Linked DNA regions of Homo sapiens: region 1 is linked to region 2. Evidence: read pairs that join two places in POLR2A ChIA-PET (ENCODE). Cell type or tissue: PC-9. All regions are shown on one strand. Each heading gives the region's core, and the rest is flanking DNA. Links, peaks and the distances in the headings are about the cores only.

Region 1 (9,665 bases), core at 653-8,652, 280 kb after region 2:
AATGACTGGCAGAATCAGAACCAGATGCCATTGTTCCTGATTCCTGGACAAGCACTTCAGCCAGAACTAAAGATTACAAGGTTAAAAGTGGGAAATTGGATAGGGAGCTATCTGGCAGTCTCTATTAATGGGATTAGACTTTTTTCTATCAAAACTCACTTTCAATTATAATAAGAGGATTCAGTGGAAATATGGGATTCAATATACAAAACATTGCTTTATTTCCAAGGCATCCATTTATTTTGTAACTTGGGGGCAGTCTATAATTAGAGTTAACGGTAGTTCTGATTAATAAATTCTATCTGCTCTCATACTGTGCTAGAGTTCCTTCTGAGTGCTGGGACATGTTTTATTAACATGGAAAGGCTGTTGCAGCTCACCTCTTGTCACTTGAATCAGTTGCCTGCTGGCCTGGCACTCAGTTTTGTGTGGCAGAACCTTACTGAGCCTGAATGATAATGGACCTTTTAAATCCTAAGCAATAAACATTCATTTTACCACTCCACCCAGCACAGAAATGCTCTCTAACCTCAAATCAGCCACAAATAAGACTTGGAAATCAATTCATTGTGCATAGGCTTCCTGCCTGCTTCATGTTTTGCAGCAAATAATTTTAGCAAAGTGTCTGCTGAGCATGTGTGTTTTGAGTATGCAAAAGTTGAGATATTATGTATAATGGGGTATTCAACCCTTTTGTGACATTTCTGTTTTTATCCATAGAACACATTCTATTGAGCAAAGCTAATTTTTATGCGTTGGTAACTAGAATGAGAAAGGCTCTAAGTGGGTTTCAGGGGAGGAAAAATCCCTCAAATTCCCACTTTAGTGATTCTCCCTAAGTTTTGGGGGGAATTCTCAGCATCCCAAAGTCCTCTGGTTATTTCAAAAATTACATTTCATAGAAAATCAATTTATTATATTTGTGCTTGTCACATTCATTAGAATATTCTCATGCATAAGATATCAGTTGCTGGAAGAGCCTGTAGGAGTGCATTTAGCCCTGAAGAGGAATATCTTGTTAGGTTGAGACAGAAGATCAAATGGATATGTCTCAAATTCCCTTCTGCTGGGGTTTGAAGTTTGAGGCAGACTTTCTTCCTCATATCTCGTAGGTCAGAGTTCCTCTAGAGTTCCTCCAGAGTTCCATTATTTCATCATGCTCTGGTGCTCCTGGGAGCTTCCAATTTCTCAAAATTCATGAGAACTCAAGGCCAGAAGGAGCAAGTCACAAATGTTTTCAGTTAGAGGACCACTCAGGGAGGCAAAGAACCCTGTCCCAACTAATGCTACTGGAATCACTCCCCCTCTCCCTCCACCACCCCAAAAGTACTGCAATTAGTGGCAAAACTGATGCTGCTTTTGGGAATTTCAAGGAGCTGATGTGTGTTTTTCATTAACATAAAAAAATTAGTAACTGATGCCAGAAACTGAAGCACTGGCTCTCTTAAACTACAATATAAACCTGAATGTGCAGAAGACCAACCCAAGACAACATGAGGGTCCTCTTGGGCCACACTCAGATGGATGTCTTGAAGTAGGGATGTGTGGGGCAGCCACAGAAGATCAACTAAACTCTTCAATGATATTCATTTATTCTCTCTTTCTCTCCACACATTTGCTTTCCAGTAAGGTTTTCCCCTCATTTTAATCATACATTCTGATTAAAAATGGGGACCTCTCCAACTTCATTGTATGCCTTTTATTTTATGTTTCAAGCACTCATCTTGAAAAAAGAGAGAGCATGTGCCAAGGCTATTGTAAGGTACTGATTCTATTTTAAAATCACTGCAGTGTATTTGAGATAGAGGCATGATACGATGATCTCCCTTATTGCAGTCATGATTAAACATAATGAGTAGGATCAGCCTGCAAGCTTATCACTATTCTATGTTGTAAAATTGCCCAAGAGTAAAATGCAAATACAAACAAGGAGTTTTAATGAGCCAATGTAATAAAAGATCCAGGCAACAGGAAACTGGTGGCTGTGCTTTGTTTCGCCCCTTCCCAATGGGTGGCTTGAATCAGCCTCCTTTAGAGCAAGTCTGAGTTGGGTCAAGTCAGTTTCCAAATATAAAATTTAACATATTGCAGGTTAGCTCTAAACAGTATTATTCATTTACAAAGAACATTTTCTCATTTTCATTCACGTGAGAGAGATAACACTGAACTCTCCTGCAAGATACAAAAAGAAGCAAGGACAATTTCCTCAAAATACCTTTTCTTAGGTGAGTTAGTGTAAATATTTTGGCCATTTTAATTGACTATACCTGATAGTGCTGGGTTAAGAAAAAGGTCATTAGGGATCATTAGAACTAGAATTCTCTACCATTCTATAATCATGCTCTAATTGAGGTATATACTAAGTCATCATCACAAACTAAAGTTTATGTTTTAACAATAGAAATAATCTAATGGTCAGATTGCAATTCATTTCAACTGTATCTGTGCAGCACAGCAAAGGCCCTTTGGCTTTCTTCTCCTTGAATCTACATATTTCTGCCTGCATATAAATATTCTAAAAGTACCAAAGATAGACCCCCGTAAATAAAGCATTTAGGTTAATTCTAGCACACGATGAGTTTTCCTTTTTGATTTTTTGCACAAGAACTGGTTGTTAATTTTAGACTTTGGCAAGATGGAAGGTGGGGGTGATGTGAGTCTATTTCACCTTAAGTTATATCACTGAGGCACTATGCTGCTGATTAAGGTTCTGTGATGGGTAAGGATGAGTATTCACTTTTGCTGACAAGGGGATGTTCTGTGTGTAACATGTTTGCAAGGGTTTTGCAGTGCAGCACTGGATGTCCTCAATAGTGGGAAACCTTCATATGGCCTTTTCTGGTGAGCTTGTCAAAGGATGCACACATATTAGACATTCAGATTCCAGTGGGAAATAGGGAAGCCAGGATAGAAACTGTCTTGCCTCACTGTGACATTTTAACTTTTGGAAAAAGAAGTTGCTTTCTAGTGTTGTTCGTGATTTTTTGTTTGTTTGTTTAACTTGGGTGCACATCTTGAAATTTTTGGATTTTTACCACATCCTCTCTTGTGTCTACACTTTCTTCAGACAGAAACATGATTCAGTGAGGATGCATTTATCTTTGTGATTGCAGAGCCTCTGTCCAGGTTGACCAGAGCTCTTACCAAAAATAGATTCCAACATGTGAGAGCAGTAAAGTAAGTCACCATCTTTGTAGGTACCACTCATCTCACTACCACTCTTGGGGAACAAATATGTAATTTAGAAGGATTTTCTTCTTGTTATGAAGCCAATAATATAATTACCACTTGATAATTTAAGGAGTGCCAACTCTTTAATGACATTTAGTAAGCACTCAATTGCTTTAGAGGGCATAGACATTGTGTCACCTGCAATTCATTAGAAGGTCACAAGCTATTGTCAAAATCTGGGCCTGTTTGAGCTCCCTGCAGTGATTTGATAACATTGTGTTCTGTCTGTGGAGGTTCCAGGGTTTGAGGGTTTTCTGGAATCCCCACTTCCTGGGAACAGGGTGCTGAAGATCGACTATGAATTGGGAAATTTGAATGGAATAAAAAAGCGGCTTTTATTTTAAAGAGATGCCCTTTGAAGCTCTGGAGGGCCCAAACCGACTGGCTTTCAAAACATGTTGACTTGGCCTCCCTGTTCAAATTTGATAAATGATCTTCTGTTTCTAATTCTTGATTTAAAAAAATTTTTGTTGTTCAATGATCTTTCAACCTTATGAATGTGCCAGAAAGTTAAAAAATGTTAAAGGACTATTTTACCTGCTGAAAAGGTACATATTTTGAAGGGGAGGATGGTTAAAGGATATACAATACACATGAAGGAAGAAAAACATCTTTGTAATACTAAAAACAACTAAGAATCTGCAAAAATCTCACCGTTATCAAATTTAGATTAGATTAGATTTTCACAGGGCTTAGGTGGAGATGTAAAGGTCTTGTCAGAGAAAATGTGACACACCCATAAGAGTGACAGCTATTACCTTTTAGCTTATTTCACCTTCTCTCTCAGTTCCCTCAAAATGCACCACTGAAAGTTGTAAGGCACACACACACAGATAGCATATATAAAGAGTCACACATGTCCTAAAATGTTGACAGGTGTCTGCAATACTCATCATTGGAGATAGCTTACTGCTGAAGTTAAAGTACAATATTGAGATTGATAAAGACAGAGATGGGGGAGACTGAGCTAGTTCATGTAACAGCTGCAATCATTCCCAAATGTTTTTCTGCATAATCATGCAAGAAATTCATCATGCATTTCCTATTAAATATTCATGCAACTTGCTCCATAGGAGGGCTGTGGTATTTATTAATTCCCTGGTGTTGGTAGGTTTTGGTACATCTACTGCCAGAAATAAATGTGTCATGCCTAGCAAATTCAGTTCTTGGCAGAAAATATTAGAATATGGTACTTGCTTACAGGATATTGCAAGCTTTAATTATGTCTAAATGATTTTCAAGACTACCTTGGAATAAGTAATTGGTTCCTTTTGTTTTTAGATGAAAGCAAGGGTCTGGTGGAGAGAGGTGGAGATTGAATGGGTACATAGAAGCATTTCACTTTAAGTACCCTGTCTTTAAGAGAGGTGATCCACTTCTACCACATATTAGTAATTACCGAAAAAAGAAGTTGGGTCTAATCATCATCAGCAAGTGAAGTCATCTACTGTTTCATGCTGTTGAAATTTCTTTACCCTAAGACTTTATTAGTTTAAAGGATGAAAGAGAAAATAAAAACTAATTATCAAAATTGGTCCTCTAAATTTGTCAGCACGTAACATTACAAATCCCAAAGCTGTTGTTTACCAACATAGATTGACAGAAATCCAAATGAGGCTTTTCTTAGTCCATTTGGGCTGCTATAACACAATATCATAAGCTTGGTAGCTTATAAACAACAGAAATTTGTTTTTTGCCCTTCTAGAGGCTGGGAAGTCTGTTGAGTGCCTGCTTTCTGGTTCATAGTTGATGTCTTCTTGTTGTGTCTTCACAAGGTGGAAGTGGTGGGCTCGCTTTCTGGGTCTCATTTTTATAAGGGTGCTAATCCCAATCATAAGGTCTCTGTCCTCAAGTCCTAATCACTTCCCAAAGACCTCACCTCTCACTACCATCACTTTGGGGCTTGAGATTTCCATGCATAAATTTTAAAGGGACAGAAACATTCACACCATAGCAAGGCTGATAGCTTGCCTTCCAGAATACTTTAATATGGACAGACATGGGGTAAGGTGGCTTTTTAAAAGTAAAACACTTAAATGATGACTATTTTGTGAGTCACGCAAAGCTTGAAACCACAGGAAATAAGATGGAAGTAGAGGACACAGGCCCTCTCTTAAAGTGCTTACAATCTAACTAGGGGAGAAAGACATTCATCCAATGAACAGCTAGAGAAACAAACATTTGATATTGTAGGACTGACTGTATACATAACACATGTCATGTTTACCTTTCCAAAACTCTTAAATAAATATTTATTTTTCATGACAGTTCTGTCAAGAAGGGAAGATAATGTCCTCACTTTTTAAGCAGAAAAAATTCAATGGCTGGCCTATGTTTTTCAGCACTTAAATGAAGAGTCATGGTTACAACCAACTATACTGCCTCTTGGACACACTGAGGTAAAACATGACCCAGGAAACCCCCCAAAGGATGTATGTTCCAGCAGTCCTTTTTTTGTTCCTTAACAAGGGCTCCCCAGAACTCATTAAAAAAAATGATGGATTTTTGCTTCTGGTTATGTTGAAGTAGTAGCAACAAACCACTCTTTAGCCCAAAACAACTAGAAAAGCTAGATGAAACAAAAACAATTAATTTCATGGCATTGGAGAGCTACTGAAGCAACCAAGGCTGAGGGGAGGAGGAATATTCAAAAAAGGAGCAACCTCAGAGATTGCAGCCAATAGTCTGCATCTGTTTATTTTACCCTGGAGAATGGGGCAGAGGCTGAAAATCTGAAATTTGCCTCCAAGAGGGAAGGCCACTGCTGGGGGGACAGTAAAACCAGCAGAGAATTTTGCAGTGGTGAGAGGGAAAGTGGGGTGGCTAAGAAAGCATGGGGCAGAACACTGAGATGGACACATAGTCAATACATAGAGCTCAATGCATTTGCTAAAAATTTAAAGCTGTGGTTCAGAAGGGTAAGAAGCTAAGCAGAAAGCCTACAAAAAAACATAAAAGATTTCAGCAGTCCTGCCATGCTGAAACACAAGGATAAAAGTTCAGGACCTATCCAGGAGTGAAGTAAACCAGAGGCAGACTTAGTCATACAAAATTGCAGTCAGCCTTGATCAAATTAGGTTGATCAGTTTCTAACCTTTCCAGCACAGGAAAGACAAACTTTTTCTAGATGAAGTTAACATTATATGGTGCTTCTGTTCTGTGTGTGTGTGAGTGTGTGTACACCTGTATACACACATATATTGTCTAGTGTTCACTAAACTAGACAACTAGGTATGCCAAGAGATAGGATCATATGACCAACAATAAGAGAAAAAAATAGAGAATGTAAATACACCTATGGTTGATTCAGATATTGACATTAACACACAAGGATCTTAACTATCATTAGGATGCTAAAGAAAGTAGAGAAAGGGAAGGAAAATAGGAATCAAGATGGAAAATTTTACCAAAGAATTAGAATTTACTAAAAAAGAATTAAATGGAAATTTTAGAAATAAAAAATAAGACGCAATAGATGAGTTTCACAGCTGAATAGATTGAGCAGAAGACATGATTAGTGCACTGGAAGACAAGTCAATAGAAAAATAAATTGCAGCACAGAGAAAAAAAGAATTGGCCAGGTGTGGTGGCTTATACCTGTAATCTCAGCACTTTGGGAGGCTGAGTGAATTGCTTGAGTCCAGAAGTTTGAGACAAGCCTTGGCAACATAAGGAGACCCTGTCTCCACAAAAAAAATACAAAAATTAGCCTGGCATGGTAGTGTGTGCCTGTAATCCCAGCTACTAAGAAGGCTGAGGTGGGAGGATTATCTGATCCTGTGGAGGTCGAGGCTGCAGTGAGCTGTGGTGATGCCACTGTATCCCAGCTTGGTGACAGAGTGAGACCTTGTCTTAAAAAAAAAAAAGTATAGAAAAGAACATTAGAGATACATGGAAAACAGTTAACATTTTATATCACATATGTCAATTGAGTACATAGAAAAGGTGAGTGCACAAGCAACATTAGAAGATAATTAGTAAAATTTTTTCCTAAACTGATGAACCAAAAGGTTTAGGAAGTGCCTCAAACACAAACAGGATAAATAAAAGAAAAATAACCAAGTCATATCACATTAAAAGCTGTTGAAAACCAAAGACAATGAGATTAATTTTAAAGCAACAAAAATAAGTTAATTGTCTTCAAAGGAACAACAAAAAGAATTTGAACCTGACTTATCACAGAAATGATGAAAGCCATGAGACAATAGAATGGCATCTTAAAGTGATGGAAAAAAGTATCTGCTGTGAAAGGAAAATACAATCTTGGGACCCCAAATGCACTATGTAAACGGGAAAAAGTTAAGTTTGGGAACTGAGTCATGCAAACAAAACAAAAACAAAAAAACCCAACAAAAAACTGCCTGCTTTTGTTCCCAAACAGACAGCTGTAATTTCACATGCTTACTTGACCTTATGTAAAGTGTAGAGTTACTAAGCATGAGACAATGCATAATTGAATTTCCCCCCACTCCCGTATTTTCACATGTGAAATATAGATTCAGTTAGCACCAAAGCCTCACAAAAATGTAACCACTTGGGTCTTTGCCTACCCTCCCCTCTTTTTTTCTTTCCTCTCTCTCCTCTTGCCCACTCTTTCCCCTTTAAATACTGAAGTCCTCAAAACCATCTTGGAAAAAATTCACAGATTATAGATCTTGCATTTCTAAAGTAACTTGCGTTTCTAAAGTAACTGGCATTTCTTTTTCCCAGGTACATCCTCCACCTTGGCAAAATAAACCTCTAAATCGATTGAGATATGTCTCACTTTTTGGTTTATATTGCCAACATAGAATTCTATGCCCAGCAAAAACATTCTTCAAAAACAAATTGAAATAAAGATATATTTAGAGGAACACAAACTAAGAGAATTTTTTGCTAGAAGACCTTCACTAAAAATAATCTAAAGGAAGTACTTTAATCCAAAGAAAAATCACTGCAGATAGAAAAACAGAAACTCAAGAGGGAATGAAGAACATCAGAAGAGGTAAATATGCAAGTAAATCTAAACAAGTCTTGATTGTTAAAAACCATTAACATTAATATCTATTGGGCTTATAATATACAGAGAAATTTAAAAAAATCATGTAAAAGGTAGGAGGGGCTAGGTAGAGTTAGAGTGACCTAAAGTCTAGTGTTCTCTGGGAAGTGGTGAAAGAAATAATTTGATCTTATTATAGTAAGCCAAGGATGCATTCTGTAATCTCTAGGATAATCCTGAAAAAATATTTAGAAGAAAGTATAAATACAAGGTAATAGGGAGGAGAATGAAATAACAACAAAAATATTTAATTAATAAAAAAACAAGAATGAAGGAAAAAGTATAAAATAGGCAGGTCATATAGAAAACAAACAGAAAAATGGTAACTATAAAGCCCAATTTATCACAATTATATTAGATAAAAATGGATTAAGAATTACCATTGAACATTTAAGAATTTATGACTTGATTTAAAAAACCTCAATGTTCTAATTAAAAATGGTATGCCTAAAATGTAAGGACACGGAAAGTTTAAAAGAATGATAAAAGGTATACCATGTAAATACTAACCAGAGAAAAGGTACACGTTTCAGACACTTACCTGAAGGTAAGAAGTGTTAAAATCGATGGAAAGATATTTTGTAATGATAAAGGAGTAGGTACACCAGGAAAATATTATAATTCTAAATCTATAGCCACCCAATAATATAGTTTCAAAGTGTATAAAGCAAAAGATAATGGAAGTAAAAGAGGAATCAAATCCACAATCATACTTGGGGACTTTACTCACCTTTCTTAATAGGTGATGGGTTAGACAAAAGAATCAGTAAGGTTACAGAAGATCTGAAAAATAAAATTAACCTACTCTAGTTAATGTTTATGTATAAAACAATGCACCCAGCAATGTCAGAATACTAATTTTTTCAAGTACTAATGGAACATTTGCCAAAATTGTCCATATGCTAGGTCATAAAGCAAGCCTCAATGGATTTTAAAAATTCAGTCCTTCAGAGTATGTTCCCTGACCATGGTGGAATTGCCCTAGAAACCAATTAACTAGAAAATTCCCAACTTTTTGAAAATTAAACAATGTACTTCTAAGTCACATGCAGAAATTAGAAAATACTGTATACTGGATGATGAAGTAGATACAATTTGTTAAAACTGATGTGATACAACTAAAGTGCTTAAAGGCATGTAGTAGGAAGGAAGACAGAAAAGGAATAAGCTAAGCTTTCATTTCAAGAAACTAGAAAAAGAACAGCAATCACAAATAAAACAGAAGAAAAATTACAAAGATAAAACAAGTAGTCAACAAAATAGAAAACAGTTACAATAGAAAAAAATTTCAACAAAGCTAAAATTTGAAAAGATTAATAAAACTGATAAAACTCTAGCAAGACCATTCATGAAAAAGGAAAGATACAAATTAATATCAAGAATGAAAAGTGGGCAC
Region 2 (9,665 bases), core at 707-8,706:
ACATATATTTTATATATATAATGTTTTATATATATAAAACATACTTTATATGTGTATAAATGCATACACGAGTGTTTATACAGACATACACATACACTCATATGTGCATATGTCTATACACACACATACATAAAATAAGTATAAACTATTTTATACTTTAAAGAGTAAATGTACCAGCTCTGGCATTAAAATGGGATTCAAGACGTAAGGCAACCCAGGTGGAGGTGAGTTCACTCTTTGCAGACCTCACCCCAGAGGCTGCTGGGTGATGATGGAGGTGGGGGCAGAAAGGGTAGGTGGGCTTTCTTTGAGATCGAGTTGAGGGAAAGGCAGGGATATGAAATGATTATCTCTCCTGTGTTATTTGAGAAATATGTATTATAAATCATCTATATTGTGATCCTAATAATAATAATTCCCATTCTCTTGTTAGGAACACAGTATGTGTTGTAGAATGGAGGTACAATAAATGATACAGTCCTGAAGAAAACTTATGTGCCCTTTCCCACTACTTAACTGCTCAGAGCTCAACTTATCAAAATATTTGTTTTGTTTTACCTGGGTCAGCCCCCACCAGGCCAGCCTGGGACCCTTCCACAGGCCAGTCCCTGTTCCAAACCACATCCAGAAGAAGGTGATAATGACCTCCTTAACACCCAAGCCTACACTGGGCTCAGTAATTGCTCCAGGCCCCTGCTTGTTTCCTCTCACAAACACCTTAACTCAGAAGGAAGGCAGGGAATGGCTTGAAGCTGAAGCTCATTTCCTAGACCTAACTCCAAGCTCTTCCCAAACCACACAATTCACTGATGGAGCCAATAAGACAGGAACGGGGAAAGTGAAGTACAGGATGGGTGGTGGAGAGTAATAAGCACTTCTAGGTCCATTAAATGAAAAATCAAATTTCCTTCTAGTGGCTGAGCATAAAACAGAAGAAACAATCATAGAAGAATCAGAGAGATGTTGTGATGGAAACTCAGGAGATAACAAACCCGTTTTTCTAAAACCAACAAGTACCTCAGAGAGATGAAGCCCCATAACATTTCAGCATGAACTCTAGTGAACTTAAAAAAAAAAGAGATAAAAAGTGCATTCATTTTAAATGCATGAAAACATGAGTGGTACAGCACTTATTCTAGTACCACAGACATGAGATGCCCATATTTATAAATCCTTTTTTTGACAATGATTATTTTGAAAACTCAGTTCTATCAACATTTTCATTCTTTCTAATGAGGAAATCCTCCATCAATGTTCACAGAGCATTTATCTATAGTACTTAAAGATTTCCATTTAGCTGACACAACATTATGTAAGGAGATTTTGCAGAAAAGGAGAATAAGATGTAGTAATGCATTTTAGGTGCTCAACAAAATATTTTTGAGTAACCATATGAGCTAACAGAAGGAGAATTTGTTATTTCTAATGAGTTTAGCAATGAATATGTGGGCAGTCAGAGTAAAAACCAGGAGAGAGCTATGACAAGTACTTGACTTCTATGACAAAGTTTTAAAAGTACTGTCACATTTGACACATTATCTCATCCAAGCCTGCGGCAACCTGGCAAAGGCGGTACCATTAATCCTGTTCTACAAGGAAGGAAACTAAGGCAGAGGGGACAAATGACTCATCTTTCCCCACTGCACTGCAGTTGAAAGAAACCAGAAAATAAAATCAGGTTATTTGGTAGGTCCTCAGTAACGAGTCTGAGTCAGGTTCCACTGAAGCTCTTTGAGTAGCCACTTCCAGTGACTATGTGTGTTAAGGAAACTGTTGGCTAAGAAGGGAAGAGATCATTACCAGAGCCAAGAATGGACCCGAGCCAGGAGGAATGTATGGAGCCAAGGAAATAATGCAACACAGCCCCCTTCTTTAGGGAGATGAAACAGAAAAAGTTCAACCTAAAATTCAACCCTTTAGTCACCATTCCAGGCTAAGTTTAAATCACAAGTTTTAAATGTATACTAATATGAGTAGAGACTTGAAGTGATTCTGGGGGAAAACACAACCCAAAACGGTAGTTTTTGAGACAAACACTTAAAGCTATAATGGATACCTAAGATTTTATCCTGAAATGTGAAAAAAAAAAAGGGATATTTATCTCAGAAACAAAAAGGTCAAAACCCTTCAGCTCATCACATAATAAAAGCAAAGTAATGAGGATTAAAATCTGTTCCAATCAACCCTGCAGAAGAAAGAGGATGATATGTTTAGAATCTAAAGAATATGATTTGTACACACAAGCTCAACAGAGAGAGAGAAATGATTCCTGGAGAAATGGCATGTGGTGGACCTATCCACCACTTGAAAAGGGGATGAGAGAATGCATAAAACATCATTTAGGGGGAAATTTTTTAAATGTATTTTATTATCAAACTAATGAACCAAGTGAAAAAATGCAAAGGTATAATGATTTGCAGGAACATCAAGCTCCTACTCAGAATATGGAGTAGCTGGGAGAAGGAGGGTGGCAAAGCAATGTCTGGCAGCATCCGATTCACCAATGGGCTGAGATGCTCTTACTGTTACACCATGCAGCAAACCCAGACATGACAGTTACAGGACAGCAAACTCCTAGAGAACTGTTCAAATTGTTGTGTGTAAAAAATGTTAATGTGCTGGAGACAACAGTGACAATCAATTTCATAAGACCAACTCGTTCCTGCTCTCGCTAAATGAAAAGAAGGAAAGCTAAAGTATGTTTGGGTTTTCTTTTCATTTGTTCTCAAGTTCAGGAAGCACAGAACAGATTTTCGTAGAATCTTGGCTAATTGGACTTACAATCCTGATGTAACTGTATCCCATATAGTCATGCCAATTAAAAACTTCCCAGTCGAGAAGGACTCTTTTCCCCAGGATCTTCATTATATACTTCCAAAACTACATGTAATGTTAACTGTTCTTAGCTTCCCTTTGTGTCTAGGGCACATTTACGGATTGGTTCCCACAGGATTCATCCTGCCAGGTATTCTGTGCATTTTTAATTATTTGTTTCTTATGGTCTTCACAGCTGACAAAGAGGACCATTCATTAAAAGTATAATTTGGAATGGTCACTGAGTCTGATACTCTTCTGCATAGACTGCAAATTAATTCAAACCTTTAGCCAAAGTGGGTTAGGATAAGCTGTCCTTCATCATTTTCTCCTGTTATTTTACACTGAGCAGCTCATGTTAGGGTGTGAAATTTAGGTGTGTTCCCTTTTCTAATAGAGATAACACACACTATCAAATTGGCAAAGATAACAACAACAACAAAAACAAAAAGTGAAAAATCCCAGGTCAGAGGGAAAATGACAAACTAGGCATACACATCTGGTAAGAGCAAATTGGTTATACCCAGAGTGCAGTTTGGCAATCTGCAGCAAAAGCTAAGTCATTTCTCCTAAGAAAATTATTAAGAATGTATACAAACACTCTGTGGCAAAGATTACATAGAAAAGTTAACAATCTAAATACTAAGTGAACTGCAGAATAGCCACAGAGTGGAAAAAGCATGTCATCAGTGATACTGTATGGCCTTGTTTTTTAGCGGGGAGACAACCCATGCCTCTAAGAAAGAGGGAACAGGATATTGTATCCTGGGAGACACAGACCATGAAGAAACCAAATACACATTCCCCACCTTCTTTTCTCTTGAAATACCTAGATCAGTGCTGTCCAATAGAAACAGAATGCAAATCACAAATGCAGCTGACATTTGTAATTTAAAATTTTCTAGCAACCACATTAAAAAAACAGATGAAATTATTTTCAATAATATTTTCAATACAGTATCTCCAAAATATTATCATTTCAACATGTAATGAATATAAAAATATTGAGATGTTTGACTTTTTTTTCCTAAGTATTTGAAATCCAGTGTGTATTTTATACTGCCAGCGTATCTCTATTTGGACTCGCCACATTTCAAGCACTCAATAGCCACATGCGGCTGGTGGCCACTGTGCTGTGTACGCAGATATAGATGTTTATGGGCTGTTGCCTCTTTCACAGTTTAACATTTCCCTTGCCATGGGAAATAGTAGCTTGGCACCATTTAAACCATGGCTAACACAGTTGCAGACTCTGCTTTAGATTGTTTATGGTAGTTGCTTTAAAGTGGGCTCACATTAGGGCAATAATCCAACTTTTGTACTTCTGAAGTTATTTTTCTAACCCTGGGTCTCAGGGAGATAATCACTCACTTTTGGGGTTAATCTCTGAGAATGTCTGAATAGCAAGGCATACTTGAAAAGTCCCAGAAGCATTTTCTTTTCGTTTTTCTTTTTCTTTTCTTTTTTTTTTTTTTTTGAGCCAGAGTCTCGCTCTATCGCCCAGGCTGGAGTGCAATGGCATGATCTCAGCTCAATGCAACCTCCACCTCCTGGGTTCAAGCGATCCTCCTGCCTCAGCCTCCTGAATAGCTGGGATTATAGGTTCATGTCACTGCAGCTGGCTAATTTTTTGTATTTTTAATAAGGCGGGGTTTCACCATGTTGGCCAGGCTGGTCTCGAATTCCTGACCTCAAGTGATCCGCCCCACTCAGCCTCCCAAAGTGCTGGGATTACAGATGTAAGCCATCGTGCCTGGCCCCCAACAACTTTTTCCTTTCAATGTACTTGGTAAGACTAATAAATGGTATAAATTAAGTCTTGTGGCACAGCAGAACATCCTACAATTCTTCCTTCATTCCCAACTCTTAGGGCTTTGAATGAGCTTTAATCATATACTTTGAGTGAAATGAATTATAATATATGACTTGAGAACACACCTCAGAATGGTACATTTGTTTGATGAGCTTCATTTTAAGAAAAAAACTGGGGGGGAGGGGAACCACATATTTATTCACTGCCTAAAAAACAAGAAATTGACTAAATCTGAAGCCAATTGACCCTGCAGATCCGCAGCCTCTACTTGTCTGAGATACCAAAATTTAACCACATGATGTTAGGGGAGCAATCAGGGAAGCCACTAGCTCTTAGGGCACCTTTCTTGCAAATTAGAAAAATGTACCCTGTATGGGAAGGGTCAATCTCTGAAGTACAGGACTTGGTGACTCAGTGTGAGATGGATATCAGCTCCATTCACCCCCGACCAGGCATTCTTGTGCTTGTGCAGGTGACAATGCCCACAATCGTACATGGAATCCTGGGAACAATGTCCCAGTTAGCATACAACAGCAGACACAGGTAGAAAGCTTTGGTGACAGCAGTGAGCTCAGTATGTAGGTTACAGATTTCCTCTGGACATCCCAGTACCAAAAATACCATCCTTATTAAATACTGCAAAATTGGTAACTGTCCTCCTTATGGAAAGGTGAGGCAGAAAATAAAGAATACCAGATTTTCAAAAAGTAAAACTACTGTTATGCATCCAAATTGGAAATTAAAAATTTAAAGCCTAGGGCAGTTCTTAATATGAATAAATATGTGATGAACTTAATGAAAATATTTTCCACAAATCTTTATAAAATATGTAATACATGATTCTGGGAGTGTCCACCACCCAATGATATAACTGAGAAAGTTGGAGTTTGTTGATTGCACACTTTTTCACTCCTCCTTTACTGTAGTGACGAGAGACTATAGAGTACTCAATTTTATGTATACTAGAAAAAAGTTACAGTACATTCTATTGTCTATCTAAATAAGGTCTAGATGAAAGTGCACAATAATGGCATGTCAAGCTCATCTCCCCAACCAAATCTGGTATTCCTTATACATTGGGAAAGCAGTCATCATATCCTGCTTGCTATCTATATATCTTTTTCTCACATATATTTTAATCTTGTTAAGGATAGAAACTGTTTTATTCATTTTTATGTGCTATGCTATCTACCACAACACCTTTGACATAATTGGTGCTAAATAAATGGTGGTTGAATTGATTTTTTAATTTAAAAGACTTAAAAGTTCAAAAAAGAAAAGGTAGTGGCCATAAGACAGAGAAGACAGGGTGTGCACAGAGGAGCCTCTGATAATCACCCACTCAATAGGCAGAAGAGGAGAGTTGAGGAAAGAGAATGAAGCAAACACTATTGGTTCCAGGCCCTATTTGTGCCAGGCACTGGCCAAGGAGCTTTACATATGTTACCTTACTTAATCCTCATCACAGGCATTATAATCCCTACTTTATGAACAGAGAACACTGAGGCCAGGAAGCAAAAGCAAGTTGTCCAGGATCATCCACCTATTACACAGGCAAGCAGGGTTTCATTAGGCCTGCCTGAGCCAAATCACATCTCTCTCCCCAGCGCCCTCAGCACTGGAGGCCAGGCATGGTGGGAGGAGCTGCTGAAGAAAAAGCCAAGAAGCCAGCTGCACAGACTCTGAAGAAAAATTCTATTGCATGTCATCTAACGAGAGAGTTACATTTTCCCTTTTTCCTTTACCTGTAACACAACTCCTTCCAGTCCACTGAAACAAATGTTTTCATTTTGAATAACATGACCATCTCAGCACAAATTCTAAATTGATGAACAAGTTATTTTAATAACATTCAAGATAAAATTCCAGGAAAAAAATATTTTGAGCTCTTATTCCTTTGAAGTTTATGGTAACAATGACTTGTTACTCGTTTTTCCTGTGTTTTGGATGTAGTTGGAAACAAACAGATGTCAAAGCCATGGTGATGCTCTAAATCATTTGTGGTGATCTAAAAGTTCTGGGAAAAGCATCTGTAAATTAATTTTTGCCACGGTGCCAGGAAGTAAAACACAAGAGTGTATTTATTACACACCATGATGTGTCTTTTAAAAAGGTTCTTATTGAAAGGTCCAAAACAGCAAAATGAATATAGTCTATATCTTCCCCATACTGACATACATCTTTACATACGTGTGTGTGAGAGATGCAATTAAAATATATATATATATACACACACATACACATACATACACGTATATATAAAAAACAGCCTTTGCAACCAAAGTAAACCGTTATAAGCTACTGTGAGTAAACACACAGCAACATGTTTTAAAGGTATTTATCTTTGCATTGATGTTTAGATCATTACTGCTCATCAAATGTTCACAATACTCAGAGTGCTATGTAACTCTATGTCCTCATCCTTTAGAAGCCTGTACTGTTCAGGTTCTGATGTCTCAGTCATTCTCACTCTTAGACACACACATAACATGTACAAATCTGTTGCTCTGTTGTGTAGACCTTAAAGGATCAGTTTAGATTAATTTCAGTATTAGCCAATCAACTGTTGAGAGGGCTTCTTCACCAATGGTATTACTTTTTGATTCTTACTTTCTTCTATATACTTTTTAATGTTATTTTTTTCTAATTTTTCATGACCTATGTTACTTTTGACAGAAAATATTAAAACATACTATTTCTTTGCTGTCATTTATTAATGGATCAACCTTATTTAAGGACTATAGGTTAAAATACCTAAAGTAGCCAGATGAGACAATTATTTGAAAACATCTCTAATTCTGCTCAATTCCAGTGACAGCTTTAAAAAGAGACATCTTTGAGTTTATCTTCTTATGGCAGATATGAGACTCTGGAAGACTTTAGAAGGAAGAATTTCTCAAAACATTTTCCCAGGAGGTAGAGGCCCAACACTAGCTTTCGGTTCTCCAAGGTGTAATCTAGTAACAGCAGAAACACGCTAGCATACCTCAGGGTACATGGGGGAAAGGGTGGAACAGAGACCCTAAGGAAACAACAATAGAAATTATAGGGGGCTTGGAGTGTGAGGAACCAACAACACTTGAAAAAGATCTGAGGCAGGTGCAAATTCAAGTAGGAAGAAATGTAGGTAAGAATTTTCTGATATACAACTTATAAAAGATGGGCAAACTGTTACCACCATCCAGAAAAAAAAACCTAGCAAAACAAAGAAAACTTCCTGAGTCTAAAGCTAAATAAATTAGCAGTATTTGTCCATCCATTAATGTTTGTAAAACTTCCAATTTACTTTTTTAGAAAACTGGGATACCCATAGGCATGTTAGTAAACATACAGATTTTTTAACACTTGCTATTGTAAAACTCATGTAAGTCTTAGAGGCATGATCAATACCTTTAAGCCAACTTAAATACCCAACTTTTATAGACAGTGTCATACACCAAATGATGGTTCTGAATCTGGTGACTAAGTACATTTTCACAGTTTACTCTCATTTTCCCCATTTCTCCCCTTTTATAAAATGTTCTTTTAAAAATATTATAAAATTGGTCTTGAAGAATCAGAAAAATTATTAGTTATTTTAGAGCTTAAAAAAATATATGTTTGAGTGGGTGGAGGGATAACGAAAATTTTTTAACAGAACTGGGATGTTGGCTCTGTAAGTATTAAATCCTTTTTACTTAATCATATAATGAAAATTTTTTCATGTCATTAAATATTCCTCCAAAGCAAGATCTGCAATAAATGTTTTAATGAACACACTATAAACTCATTATTTCTGAGTATTTATATTGTTTCCAATGTTTTGGTATTACAAATGACATTGTGATAAACACCCTTTTACTACCATCTTCAGTCCCATAATGACCTTCCCTCTACCAGCACCCATCTCACTGTTCCTGCAGGGTGAGTGACTGTGGCAGAGGAGAGCCCTGAGTCCCGGCACTTTCATCCTGACACTGAAGCTGATTACTTGGTACCACTGTCAATGACAGAAAGTCTCCCTCTTGGTAGCCCAAAAGGGGAAGGGGAATCTCATCTTCACTGTGAGGAGGGGAGAATTCAGAATTCAGGGCCCAGAAAGGAATCAGAACTGAAAAAACAAACCATAAACCACAAGAAAATAAATCTTAATTAGACAGTATCTCAAGGACATTGTCCCTGTTTTTAGGGACTCCTAGAAATGGGTGTTCATAAATAGGGAGGCAATAGGGCAGTTGTGCTGTGCTACCATCTGTTTTATGTTTTAAACTGAACTAGCAAGGTACATTAAAATGTTCAAATAATTTTATCTCACATCTCAATTTCCCTTCCATTTTGAATCTCACAATAAATATTTGTGTTGATAAATGAACCTGGGCAAGACCTAAGGTTGACCTTTCACCTCCAATCTAGTTATATGTTTTAAAACATTTATGACTAAAATTTCGTTTTGCAGTCTTAAAATGTGATCCTAAAACCTAGATGAACTTGCCTGTGAAATCAAATGACAGTAACTTGTTTTTCAAAGGGCTAATTGAGATGTCCTGAATTCTGAGCAGCTGCTTTATTACTGTCATTTACAGAAATTTACCTTAAATATCTGACCCTTCTCCTCATAGAAAATGGCTTCTATTAATACTTGGCATAATATCATTAAACTGGGAGACAAAAATCATCTTCTGAGAAGCATGTGTTTTGAGTATCCAATAATCTAAATCTATGTTCCCATAAAATTTTAAACATAAATAATCTAAGCAGCTATTCACTTGTGTTCCTTACAGTAACTGAAAGATGTAACACATGTAATGCAAAATAAGAAAAGCTTATTTTTAAAAGCCATTATATTTATTTGTTAATAGTGCCAGTGGACTATTTAGAGTATTTAAATGTTCAAACAGTCAAGTCTCCTCTTAAGACTAAGTTAGAGTCACAGCAGAAATAGAGCATATTCTAGAGGTCAGACAGACACTCACTCCACCCGGAAGCAAGCATCCATATCATCTGCTCATGTCAAAGTCCTTAAGAGGCACATATCAAGTTAGCATTTCAGAAAGGAAAA

The links. ChIA-PET counts read pairs that join two places held together with the same protein. Peaks named below come from ENCODE experiments on the same cell type or tissue, not always from the same donor. Only the 100,000 strongest peaks of a DNase experiment are listed, where the experiment ranks them.
Region 1: POLR2A ChIA-PET joins it to region 2 with 24 read pairs; 2 of 35 experiments call an interaction of 5 or more read pairs at or near these places.

What each region holds. Positions count from the first base shown.
Region 1 is chr2:160,608,349-160,618,013 of GRCh38, forward strand. All of the region lies in intron 2 of LOC105373718 (a long non-coding RNA gene), which reads right to left. Among named protein-coding and RNA genes, the nearest start is that of RBMS1, 120 kb to the left of the region's middle. In PC-9, for the core only: no CTCF peak of the experiment used is centred there; no DNase peak of the experiment used is centred there.
Region 2 is chr2:160,332,861-160,342,525 of GRCh38, forward strand. The region is part of intron 2 of RBMS1 (RNA binding motif single stranded interacting protein 1); the gene reads right to left. Among named protein-coding and RNA genes, the nearest start is that of LINC02478, 66 kb to the left of the region's middle. In PC-9, for the core only: no CTCF peak of the experiment used is centred there; DNase peaks (open chromatin) are centred at 1,651 and 5,061; H3K27ac peaks cover 1,743 bases.